Linked DNA regions of Homo sapiens: regions 1, 3 and 4 are each linked to region 2. The links are chromatin contacts, found by Hi-C or POLR2A ChIA-PET in ENCODE. All regions are on one chromosome and are shown on one strand. The core of a region is the stretch at or near the end of the contact, and the rest is flanking DNA. Distances in the headings are between cores, read along the strand shown.

Region 1 (2,835 bases), core at 175-2,674, 2.1 Mb after region 2:
TTTTCAGTATCTCGCACCTGAGGTGCTTCATAAGCAGCCTTATGACAGGACTGTGGACTGGTGGTGCCTGGGAGCTGTCTTGTATGAGATGCTGTATGGCCTGGTGAGTGGCACATTGGGAACCATGGAACACTGCCTGCTCCCTACAATATTGCCTTCACACAGCCCATGCTTGGCCATGGTGTCTTGCCCTTACCAGTACGCTTATCAAAAGCAGCTAAGAGGCATATTGGTTATTTTATAGTTCATAAGAATAATCACTTACCTGGTTCTTTTGTGCATTTCACATTTTACTAGATAGGACCACATTGAACCTGTGTGGTGGTGAAAAACTACCACTTATTAACATCTACCCCCTCACCCTCCACACACACACACACAAACACACACACGGGTTGCAAAGTAGACACTTAAATAGCAAGGGAAAAGAAAGCATTGAGGTGGGGAGAGTTTCTCAAATCGAGCCTAATATTTATTGCCGTTTATATCTTTTTCTCTACTGGTAATGTGTGCCATATGAAACTTCCAATTAAGTCTAAAGTAATTTTCCCCTTCTTTCAGCCGCCTTTTTATAGCCGAAACACAGCTGAAATGTACGACAACATTCTGAACAAGCCTCTCCAGCTGAAACCAAATATTACAAATTCCGCAAGACACCTCCTGGAGGGCCTCCTGCAGAAGGACAGGACAAAGCGGCTCGGGGCCAAGGATGACTTCGTGAGTGATGTTTTCCTGTCCTCCTGGGCCGGCCGGGACGTGCACTAGACCTCCCTGCCCTTATTGAATGCACCTGTCTAAATTAATCTTGGGTTTCTTATCAACAGATGGAGATTAAGAGTCATGTCTTCTTCTCCTTAATTAACTGGGATGATCTCATTAATAAGAAGATTACTCCCCCTTTTAACCCAAATGTGGTGAGTATCTGTCTCTCTTCTAAGTATAGAGAAGCCCAAAGGGCATTTATTTTAATTCAGAATTGTCTGGGGGAGGGTTGGAAGGAATACATTGGCAGATGTTTTCTCCATAAACCTGTTATTTTACCTACATAAAAAGCACATTTTTGTGTCCCAACAAGGCTCCCATAATTTTTAGACACATTTATCAATTCGAAGCACCAAAAGGCAACAAGTGAACATTATTCTTATGTTTAACTGTGTGTAGCCTTTTGAGATTTTGTGCTTGAAGTGGGTGATTATGGAAGTTGATATAAGACTTAAACTTGGTATTTAAAGCCTGGTCAAGATTTCCCTGTCCTGTGTCTAGTGTGAGTTCTTGACAAGAGTGTTTTTCCCTTCCCGTCACAGAGTGGGCCCAACGACCTACGGCACTTTGACCCCGAGTTTACCGAAGAGCCTGTCCCCAACTCCATTGGCAAGTCCCCTGACAGCGTCCTCGTCACAGCCAGCGTCAAGGAAGCTGCCGAGGCTTTCCTAGGCTTTTCCTATGCGCCTCCCACGGACTCTTTCCTCTGAACCCTGTTAGGGCTTGGTTTTAAAGGATTTTATGTGTGTTTCCGAATGTTTTAGTTAGCCTTTTGGTGGAGCCGCCAGCTGACAGGACATCTTACAAGAGAATTTGCACATCTCTGGAAGCTTAGCAATCTTATTGCACACTGTTCGCTGGAAGCTTTTTGAAGAGCACATTCTCCTCAGTGAGCTCATGAGGTTTTCATTTTTATTCTTCCTTCCAACGTGGTGCTATCTCTGAAACGAGCGTTAGAGTGCCGCCTTAGACGGAGGCAGGAGTTTCGTTAGAAAGCGGACGCTGTTCTAAAAAAGGTCTCCTGCAGATCTGTCTGGGCTGTGATGACGAATATTATGAAATGTGCCTTTTCTGAAGAGATTGTGTTAGCTCCAAAGCTTTTCCTATCGCAGTGTTTCAGTTCTTTATTTTCCCTTGTGGATATGCTGTGTGAACCGTCGTGTGAGTGTGGTATGCCTGATCACAGATGGATTTTGTTATAAGCATCAATGTGACACTTGCAGGACACTACAACGTGGGACATTGTTTGTTTCTTCCATATTTGGAAGATAAATTTATGTGTAGACTTTTTTGTAAGATACGGTTAATAACTAAAATTTATTGAAATGGTCTTGCAATGACTCGTATTCAGATGCTTAAAGAAAGCATTGCTGCTACAAATATTTCTATTTTTAGAAAGGGTTTTTATGGACCAATGCCCCAGTTGTCAGTCAGAGCCGTTGGTGTTTTTCATTGTTTAAAATGTCACCTGTAAAATGGGCATTATTTATGTTTTTTTTTTTGCATTCCTGATAATTGTATGTATTGTATAAAGAACGTCTGTACATTGGGTTATAACACTAGTATATTTAAACTTACAGGCTTATTTGTAATGTAAACCACCATTTTAATGTACTGTAATTAACATGGTTATAATACGTACAATCCTTCCCTCATCCCATCACACAACTTTTTTTGTGTGTGATAAACTGATTTTGGTTTGCAATAAAACCTTGAAAAATATTTACATATATTGTGTCATGTGTTATTTTGTATATTTTGGTTAAGGGGGTAATCATGGGTTAGTTTAAAATTGAAAACCATGAAAATCCTGCTGTAATTTCCTGCTTAGTGGTTTGCTCCCAACAGCAGTGGTTTCTGACTCCAGGGGAGTATAGGATGGTCTTAAAGCCAACCTACGTTCCAGGCCTTTTTAGCAGCATTTTATGGTGTCTGTCATTCATAAATCCATCCAAGGAAATCCTTTGCAATTTACTCATCTTGCAAGGATTGCTATGAAGTAATGCTTCCTGTATTTATTGCCTGTCCTGTGAAGTTGGACTATTTGTCCTGACATTTGGCTTGTCTTCAGTT
Region 2 (2,792 bases), core at 84-2,583:
CATGTATTGGGAGCGCCCCGACTCCCAATACATGCAGAATAGCAGACGTGTATTGAGCCCTTAGTTGTTTTTTTTTTAAATATAGTTCATTCACTCAACAAATATTTCTGAGAACCTGCGAATGCTTGGGACATCAGGGCACAACAAAAAGGCCAAGGATTTCTGTGTCCACATCCTGAGGTGGTAATGGGGTGAGGGACAGACTGTACAATAAAAAACCTACGATTCACTCCATGAAAATGTTGTCGTTTTTCTAGTTCAGCTGGTAAACTGGACTGTGAAGAAAGAATGCTCTAAGCACAGTGTTAAATTCACAACCAGGGCCCAATCCTAGTTTCGATTCACTCACTGACACCCTGGTTGCTAATTACAAGTCTGAAATCCATCAAGGTAGTTAACATCTCTAAACATCAAAGCAATAGCGGTTTTAGGCCCTAAGAAAGTGCAGCCCGGAGAAGTATTAATGCAAAATGTGCTACGGCTGTTATTTAAATTCTATTCAAATCGAATGTGGCTTGCCTATTTATAATCTGACTTATAATTCTGGACAACCAAGCTACGTTGGGCTGTGTTCCTCGGCTGCCACAAATCATCGTCACAGGCTGAAAGCTCAACTGCTTCGTGCTCTTTATTTTTTCATGCCTATGCCAACGTTGCCGATGTGGTAAAGCTGTCATCACGCCGCCAGAAGGGCGGCCTTCTTTGGCACGAGCAGCCTAAGAGGTTTCCGGCTGCTGCGGCTTGAGCTCCGATTTGATCAGACGCCACGAAAGGGATTTAGATCGTGGCCATTTTTCAACTAAGTGCGTCTGCCGAATTTAATAGCAAACCAAAAGCCACATTTTCTAATCTCCAGTTAGGCGTCCAAGAGGAAAAGTGGCGCTTGCTGGCTGAGGGAGCAGCGTGTCTGCAATTACAGCCACGTCTTGCCTCCTGGTCTTTTCCTCAGTGTGGGATTGTCTTTTTGTTTTTTGCCTGGTCTGAGCCGGCCCCACAGAAAGAACAGACCAGACGAGCTTACTGAGGTAAAACGCAGGGGCGGCGGTGAGGTCTAGGGGGTCTACTCAGAACGAGGCAGAGACACCAGCGAAAAGCGCCGTATGGCGAAGCTAACTCAGGCCTGACAAAACACCCACCCTACTCTACCGCCTCTCCGGCCAAGGCTGACGCTACGGGCCAGAGGGCGGAGCCGTCACATCTTCCCGCGAGACCAGCCACGCGACTTCCCAGAAGGCCGCAGGCAACATCTTAATAGCAGCCAGGAAGCCGGACCGGAGCGGAAGGGTGGGCGGGGCTTGCCCGCATATTTAGCGGCACCCGAGGCCACGCCCCAGATCGGAAGTGACGGAGACGTGCTAGCGCGTCGAAGGTAGCTCTATGGTTTTCCTCGCGTTCTTGAGTCGGGAAATGGCCGCTGTGTGGTTGCAACGGAGATAAATTCCCGGAACCGCGATTCGGCGTGTCAGGTAGGCCTCGCAATGTATTCAAGTTACTCCAGGGGCAGTGAAGACCGAGGACAGGCCATATTTTTGACTCTTTTGTGGGTGGTGTCGGGTTGGCGGCGAAAGGAGAACCAAGGAGACGTTGCGCCGTTATTTATGCGTTTTTTCGTTAGCTTCTCTCAGGTTTTCGAGGCACTACGGGCCGAAAAGGCCGGGCGGGGGCGCTGAGCAGTGCTAACGGCGGGCGCGCGCGTGTTTGCGAACCTGCCTGGAGACCCACAGCCCGCGCGGCCTCCCGTGCGCGTGCGCATATCTTCCTCTTCCACCCTTCCCCCATTTCTTCAGCCCGTACCTCTGCGCGCGCCCGACTGAACGCTCCGCGCACGCGCGCTCGTTCATTTTTCTCTCCCCCGCCTATGGCGCCGACGGCCGCTGGAGGTGCAACTTGTGTCCGCCTCTCATTGGCTGGGACTGCCACCTTTCTTCGTGGCCTGTGGGGTTTTGAGAAAATAACTGTGACCCGCAGCAAAGTGCGTTGAGTAGGTCTACCCCTTTTCGCGTGGTCTTTAAAACTGCCCTCCGGCTTCAGACCACCCGTCAGTTAATGCCTCGTTTTTGTGATGCTACTAGGTTTTAGTGCTCTGTTCTGCCTCTCGCTGCTGACCCTGGTTCTCTGGAGTTAATTTCGGTACCCGCGGCAACCTGCTGTTTTGAAGCGAGCGCGCGCTGTTGACTGGTGCTGGTTGCCTAGTTACGGTTCCCTAGCGAGAGGATTGGGTCTTAGCTGGTGGTTCTGAGCGTGGCCCTGCCCCATCCGGCTGAAAGTGCGGTTCTTCATGAGTACTAGCGAAGCCGAGTCTTTTCAAGTGATTCAGCCCATTTAGTCGTGTCAGAAATGTTGCAGCCACGATTGGTGGACAGCTGGTGTGAGAAATGGGTGGGAGTGGCGAATTGGACTTTGCCTTCATTTTAAATTCATGAGTTGGCTTGATTCGCTTTTAAGATTTATTTCTTCAGAATCAAGCTGAAGTACCAGCAGCTACTTTGCTACCTCAGACTTTTTTAAAAAGCATTTTAGAACTGGAAACAAATTAAGACTGAAGTTGAAAGCAAGTGTGGCTAACACTGACGAAAAAGATGAGCTACTTCAGACTTGTACCTCACTGCAACAGCCTCTTTTAAATTTTTTGGTGTTACAAAGCAAAACAAAATTTCTTGTTCCTCTTGTGAATTCTCATTTCAGTTCGACTTTAGTTGGAATGGTTAGGATACTGTTCAGGCAGTAAATAACCTTTACGTAGGAAAAACTGCTACAAGGCTTTTGTATTTTTGTTTGATCATGACCAATTC
Region 3 (2,700 bases), core at 73-2,572, 2.1 Mb after region 2:
GTGATCTGCCTGCCTTGGCCTCCCAAAGTGCTGGGATTACAGGCATGAGCCACTGTGTCCAGCGTTATTTTATGAAAATAAACCAGTGAAAATTAATTTCAGGCCAGGCACAGTGGCTCATGACTGTAATCTTAGCACGTTGGGAGGCCAGAGTGGGTAGATCACCTGGGCTCAGGAGTTTGAGACCAGCCTGGGCAACATGGTGAAATCCTGTCTCTACCAAAAATGCAAAAAAATTAGCCGGGCATGGTGGCATGTGCCAGCAGTCCTAGCTGTTTGGGAGGCTAAGGTAGGAGGATCGCTTGAGCCCCAGAGGCAGAGGTTGCAGTGAGCTGAGATCGCGCCACTGCATTCCAAACTGGGTGACGGAGTGAGACCCCATCTCAAAAAAAAAAAAAAGAAAAAGAAAAAGAAAATTAATTTCAAAAGTGGAATGTATTCACCCAACAATGTGTTCATTTATAAATAATACAGCAGCAACCTTGGGGATGATTGTTGTGGATGTTTTGATGTTTGGATATAATGTTAGTGGGAGACACAGGAAAATTTAAAATAGCAGTGATGGCTTCTATCTGAATCCCATTAACACTTGCGAGTTCATAGCCTCTTGATTTTTTGAGAAGGGGAGAATTGGAGCTCAACAGGTAGCAAACCATTTCATTCTGCAATTAGTCTGTCTAAAGAAAAAGGCTTTAACATTCAATGCTAGAATAAGGCTATTTTAGACATTTGAATTGCTGGCAAGACACCCCAAATTAGTCATCCCTTAATGGTTGTGTGTGGGTCTGTGTGTGTGTGTGTTTAAAATTCATTATTTACTTATTTATTTTTGAGATAGAGTCTCGGTCTGTCATCCAGGCTGGAGTGCAGTGGGGAGATTGTTGTTCTTTGCAGCCTCAACCTCAAAGACTCAGGTGATCCTCCCATCTCAGCCTCCCAAGTAGCTGGGGCTACAGGCACGTGTCACCATGCCCAGCTAATTTTTGTATTTTTTGTAGAGACGGAGTTTCGCCATCTTGCCCAGGCTGGTCTTGAACTCCTGGGCTCAAGCAATTCGCCCACCTCAGCTTCCCAAAAGTGCTTACAGGCGTGATCTACCAGCCTCCCTTAATGTTTTTTAAAACCACTTATTTAGGGCTATTGGTGAAAACAACAAATGAAGCATAGAGGCAATTACAGGAAGAGAAAGTACCCAATATTATGTAAAATGTGTTAGTACTGAGTCATATGTAAATTTGTGTTTAACTTCCTCACTCTTAAATTCTAGTTCCTGGAATCCCCCTCCTTCATAACTGACTCACAGTCTATTTTGGGACAAACCTGCCAATACTACAATCCCTTTACTGTACATTAAAATATATACAGAAAAGTCAAGAACTAATAGAATCATCAAACAATACCAACTAAGGGACCTCACCCACCTGTGAGGATGGAGCATGTGGCCTCAAAATCAGGGCTGACCTAAACTCTCCATGGTTGGAGTCACGTTTCCTAAGGCTGTGTTTGAAAAAAAAAATTAGTTAATTAGAAATACCTTGTTCACAGTTTAATGCTTGATCTTGTTCCTTATCTAAAATATCTATGGCCAGGTGCGGCGGCTCACACCTATAATCCCAGCACTTTGGGAGACCGAGGAGAGAGGATCACCTGAGGTCAGGAGTTTGAGACCAGCCTGGCCAAAATGGTGAAACCCCTTCTCTACCAAAAATACAAAAAAAATTAGCCAGGCATGGTGGTGCATGCCTGTAGTCCCAGCTACTCGAGAGGCTGAGGCAGGAGAATCACTTGAACCCTGGAGGTGGAGGTTGCAGTGAGCCGAGCTCGTGCCATTGCCCTGCAGCCTGGGCAACAGGAGGGAAACTGTCTCAAAAATAAATAAATAAATAAATAAATAAATAAATAAATAAATAAATAAAAATATCTATTTTTTCCACTTCCTCCTTGTCAAAACTTCTCTAAATTTTTAATAATAAATTTTATTATTTTAAAGTAATCTCATTATTTTTTTCTAAACAGGGTTTGAAGTTACATTTTCATCTTGATTCTAGTTGCTTCCTCCCCCCGCTTTCTTTACTATGTTCCAGTAATTTGATTTCAGAGTTGGCATTAACTCCCTGAATTCAGGAAGATATTCCCCAAGGACCTGAATCTTAGCCCTGGAAGCGATGTGAAAGCTTACATAGCACATCTCTCACCTTCAGTCAGAGCCATACAAAGAAGCTGCTATCTTATTATTCATGGCTTTAGAAAAGACTGCTCAACCTCCACCTGCATCTTATTTTGACATTTAGTTAGCTTTACTGTGTCGAACAAAGCCATTATGCTACACACCAAGCCTGTTTCCCTTGTTTTATACTCAGCGATGATAACCAACCCTGTCTGTATATAAAGCTCTCTATAAATTCATAGACTGTCTTCTTCAATTGTCATTTGGTCTTCTCTTCAAGAAAATTAATTATGTCTTGTTTGCCTCTCCTCATTGGTCTTTTTTTCCAATACTTGACTCATTTTGCCATCCTTGGAGCTGTCTTCTAAATAATTTCCAAGTTTTCCAATTAGTCTTATTTATTTATCTATTTATAAGATGGAGTTTCACTCTTGTTGCCCAGAATGGAGTGCAATGGCGCAATCTCAACTCACTGCAACCTCCACCTCCCAGGTTCAAGCCATTCTCCTGCCTCAGCCTCCTGAGTAGCTGGG
Region 4 (2,700 bases), core at 176-2,675, 2.1 Mb before region 2:
AAATATAAATAGCAGCAAAGCCAGACCAAAAGCTATGACTTGATGCTTCTAATCTTGGTACCTTCTTGCCTCCTGACGTCTCTGATCCTACCAGTCACCAAATTATCTTGAGGTGTTAGCCATAGAAAAGGACTTATCACGAGTTACACCAAACCCCAGTTCATCCAGCAAAATCAGAGAACAGAGGTTGAAAAGTAATACCCAGTGTAACCCTGGTCCTGAGGAGTCTTGTCTGAAAACAAGACAAGTCTTTGATGACTTGCTTATTTTTCCATTATAAAGGATATTTCTTTAATAAGCTAAAACTCAATAATAAGCCCGGGGACTCTTTCACAATATGCATAATTACAAGGAAAACTGCTTTTACCTTTCTCGTTTTTGCCTTGAATGTAGCTGTTCAGTTTCGTAAAGCCCGTCTGGATGGCTGAATCCCAGTCCATAGACTCCACGGACGTGCTGACCCACTTGGCTGGTCCATAGTGTCGGATCTCATAACTTCCGGGCTAAAGTGGAACAGAGAAAACTTCGAGAAGCAATTCTAAGAGGGTAGGAGTGAGATGCAAAAATACCGGTGCCATGATCTCGGGTCGACCTGGAGCCGTCCTGTCTAGGGGCTGCACCGCCCCGGGGTCCGGCCTGAGGTCCCCGCTCCTTAGGTCTGGGAGGTTCCCCTCCACGAGGTTCCCCTCCTTGCGATTAGGGACCGCAGCGGCCCCAACCCCACACGCTGGGGACTCGATTCACACTTTCAGACAAGCATCTATTACACCCCCTCGGTTCGGAGGGTTCCACCGCGCGTTCTGGGACGTAACCAGTTCCTCCCCGCCCCACCACCCCGCAAAGACAAGAAATTGAGATGGGACCTGCACTGGGGGTAGCGGGGAGGGTAGAGCTAAATGACCGGGGTTTCTCGTTTGCGTAGCATAGTGGGTAGGGACTGGGACCATTTAAAAAACTGTACTTTTTACTTAACTCTATGGGACCCGCTGGCCTCACTGCAAATCAGCCGGAAGGCGGGCCCAGCCCCTCCGCTCCCGAGTCGGCGCCTACCTGGGGGCCGGCGTCCTCCGGGGCCTTCCAGCCCGGCGTCTCCACAGCTTGGGCCGCCGCGTCCTCGGCCGCCCCGGGGTCTGGCTGGAGCGGCTCGGCCATGGGCGGCGCTGACGCTCTGGGAGCCTGGTCAGCCGCGCAGAGGCCCCGCACCCCGGGCCGCCCCGCCTGCGTGTGCGCGCCCCGCCGAGGCCCCGAGTCCCCGCTCCGCAGACCCGGTCCCTCCTCCCGGCCGGGCTGGAGACCCGAGCCCACCCGATGCGTCTGCCTCTGGACCGCGAGGGGGCGCCGCCACCAAGGCGGGGCCGGCTCACGACCCCGGACAGCTCCGGCCGGAGTTGCGCGTCCTGCCCCCGCCCCTCCGCGGCGACAGGGAGCCGCACCTCGCTTCGGCCCGCCTTCTTTTGAGGCACTTCCGCCCCCGCCCCGCCTTTGTTTTTGAAGGAAAGGCACACACAGGTGGCCCCGCGGGCAGTAGGGGGTGGCGCTGTTTCTGTGCAACCGGTTTGGGAACCTCTGCCGCGGCCCCGCCCGCGCTGGGAACCGCGGGCGCTGAGCCGCCTCGAGGGTGTCCCAGCGCACCGCAGGCAGAGAAAGGCAGGAGGTGGCGGCTGGCGACCCGACCCCCGCGGCCCCTGCCCGCACTCCTGGGGCTCAGCCAGGGCGAATGGCCGTACTCATCCCAAGAAGTTGTCCTAGGTCCCAGACAGCTTTCAGGGTCCCTTGCGGAGGAGGTGGTGGGACCACAGACACATGGAGAGAATCTGGAACTGTTCTGGTTTCTGAACTTTTCCCCGACAGGACCCCAGACCCTCTGAGTCATCCCCGCAGGCTTAACGAGACTCGGGGAGAGTTAGTGCCGAGGCCAGACACTAGTGCTTTTCAAGAATTTTGGTTACCAGGGCTTTCCCGAGCCGAGTGGGGTGCGGCTCTGTTCCCCAGCACCCCCTTTCCGCCGGCCAGGCCGACTCCGCGTTACTGTCCCCTGCGGCGGGGACCCGGCACGGCTCCGGCGCCCCCCAGAGGACTCCCATCGTGGGCAGCCAGAGCTCCGAGGCTCTCCGGGGCGACGTGACCGCCGCAGAGGCAGCAGGCACTCCCCACGCGAAAGCCAACGGACAGGAGGGTGGCCACGTGAAAAGCAATGGTGACATCCCCCAAGGGTGAAGGGGAGTAGGCCCCTGTGAACAGAAGAGGCAGCCGGGACCATTGGCAATGCCATGGAGCCAGCACCCCCTAGCCAGGGTGCTGAGGCCAAAGGGGAGGCTCCCTCCCTCGCAAGGAGACTTCCAAGAAGACGAAATTGCCTTTCAAGGCCAGGCACGGTGGCTCACGCCTGTAATCCCTTCATTTTGGGAGGCCAAGACAGGGGTGATCGCTTGAGCCCAGGAGTTCGAGACCAGACTGGGCAACATGGCGAAAACCCGTCTCTACAAAAATACAATAAAATAGCGTTGATAGTAGAGTGGAGAGCATAGCTGCCTTCCAAAAAAAAAAAAAAAAAAAAAAAAGCTGAGTGTGCTGGGGTTGTGATCTCAGCTACTCGGGAGGCTGAGGTGGGAGGATCGGCTTGAGCCTGGGGAGGTCGAAGCTGCAGTGAGCCGAGATTGCGCCACTGCACTCTAGCTTGGGTAACAGAGTGATACCCTG

Evidence for each region. Hi-C counts contacts between places; a loop is a spot of excess contacts on that map. ChIA-PET counts read pairs that join two places held with the same protein, here RNA polymerase II (POLR2A). Pooled maps may share reads with other maps.
Region 1: a map with no recorded cell type shows a loop between it and region 2 (7-fold over the local background). The contact joins the enhancer-like site here to the promoter of BCLAF1 in region 2. A Hi-C loop is called at or near these places in 1 of 168 maps with a recorded cell type or tissue (naive thymus-derived CD4-positive, alpha-beta T cell), 1 of 37 single-sample maps with no recorded cell type and 15 of 50 pooled maps.
Region 3: a loop to region 2 is called in a pooled map, with 5 times the contacts of the local background. The contact joins the enhancer-like site here to the promoter of BCLAF1 in region 2. A Hi-C loop is called at or near these places in 1 of 168 maps with a recorded cell type or tissue (naive thymus-derived CD4-positive, alpha-beta T cell), 1 of 37 single-sample maps with no recorded cell type and 9 of 50 pooled maps. POLR2A ChIA-PET finds 5 or more read pairs at or near these places in 1 of 52 experiments (activated T-cell).
Region 4: a loop to region 2 is called in a map of naive thymus-derived CD4-positive, alpha-beta T cell, with 5 times the contacts of the local background. The contact joins the promoter of HEBP2 here to the promoter of BCLAF1 in region 2. A Hi-C loop is called at or near these places in 1 of 168 maps with a recorded cell type or tissue (naive thymus-derived CD4-positive, alpha-beta T cell) and 8 of 50 pooled maps. POLR2A ChIA-PET finds 5 or more read pairs at or near these places in 2 of 52 experiments (CD4-positive, alpha-beta T cell and naive thymus-derived CD8-positive, alpha-beta T cell).

Annotation. Positions count from the first base shown.
Region 1 is chr6:134,168,905-134,171,739 of GRCh38, reverse strand. It overlaps SGK1 (serum/glucocorticoid regulated kinase 1), which reads left to right. Exons shown (of 14, transcript NM_001143676.3): 11 at 8-103; 12 at 562-717; 13 at 825-914; 14 at 1,305-2,484. The coding sequence ends at 1,472. Among named protein-coding and RNA genes, the nearest start is that of SLC2A12, 120 kb to the right of the region's middle. Within about 2 kb of position 1,424, at least 6 of the 41 ENCODE cell types and tissues checked have a DNase peak (open chromatin) inside an H3K27ac peak, as active enhancers do.
Region 2 is chr6:136,288,387-136,291,178 of GRCh38, reverse strand. It overlaps BCLAF1 (BCL2 associated transcription factor 1), which reads left to right and starts at 1,333. Exons shown (of 13, transcript NM_014739.3): 1 at 1,333-1,466. It overlaps LOC124901408 (a long non-coding RNA gene), which reads right to left and starts at 1,165. Exons shown (of 4, transcript XR_007059784.1): 1 at 1,022-1,165. RefSeq lists enhancers at 638-757, 1,078-1,297, 662-1,861, 1,808-1,927, 1,346-1,942 and 2 more.
Region 3 is chr6:134,234,758-134,237,457 of GRCh38, reverse strand. All of the region lies in intron 2 of SGK1 (serum/glucocorticoid regulated kinase 1), which reads left to right. Among named protein-coding and RNA genes, the nearest start is that of SGK1, 82 kb to the left of the region's middle. RefSeq lists enhancers at 978-1,027, 1,168-1,457, 1,498-1,657. Within about 2 kb of position 1,322, at least 8 of the 41 ENCODE cell types and tissues checked have a DNase peak (open chromatin) inside an H3K27ac peak, as active enhancers do.
Region 4 is chr6:138,402,948-138,405,647 of GRCh38, reverse strand. HEBP2 (heme binding protein 2) reads right to left here and starts at 1,425. Exons shown (of 4, transcript NM_014320.3): 1 at 1,051-1,425; 2 at 368-503. The coding sequence starts at 1,152. It also overlaps the pseudogene MARCKSL1P2. RefSeq lists enhancers at 1,169-1,689, 2,211-2,700 and silencers at 960-1,809, 1,940-2,009.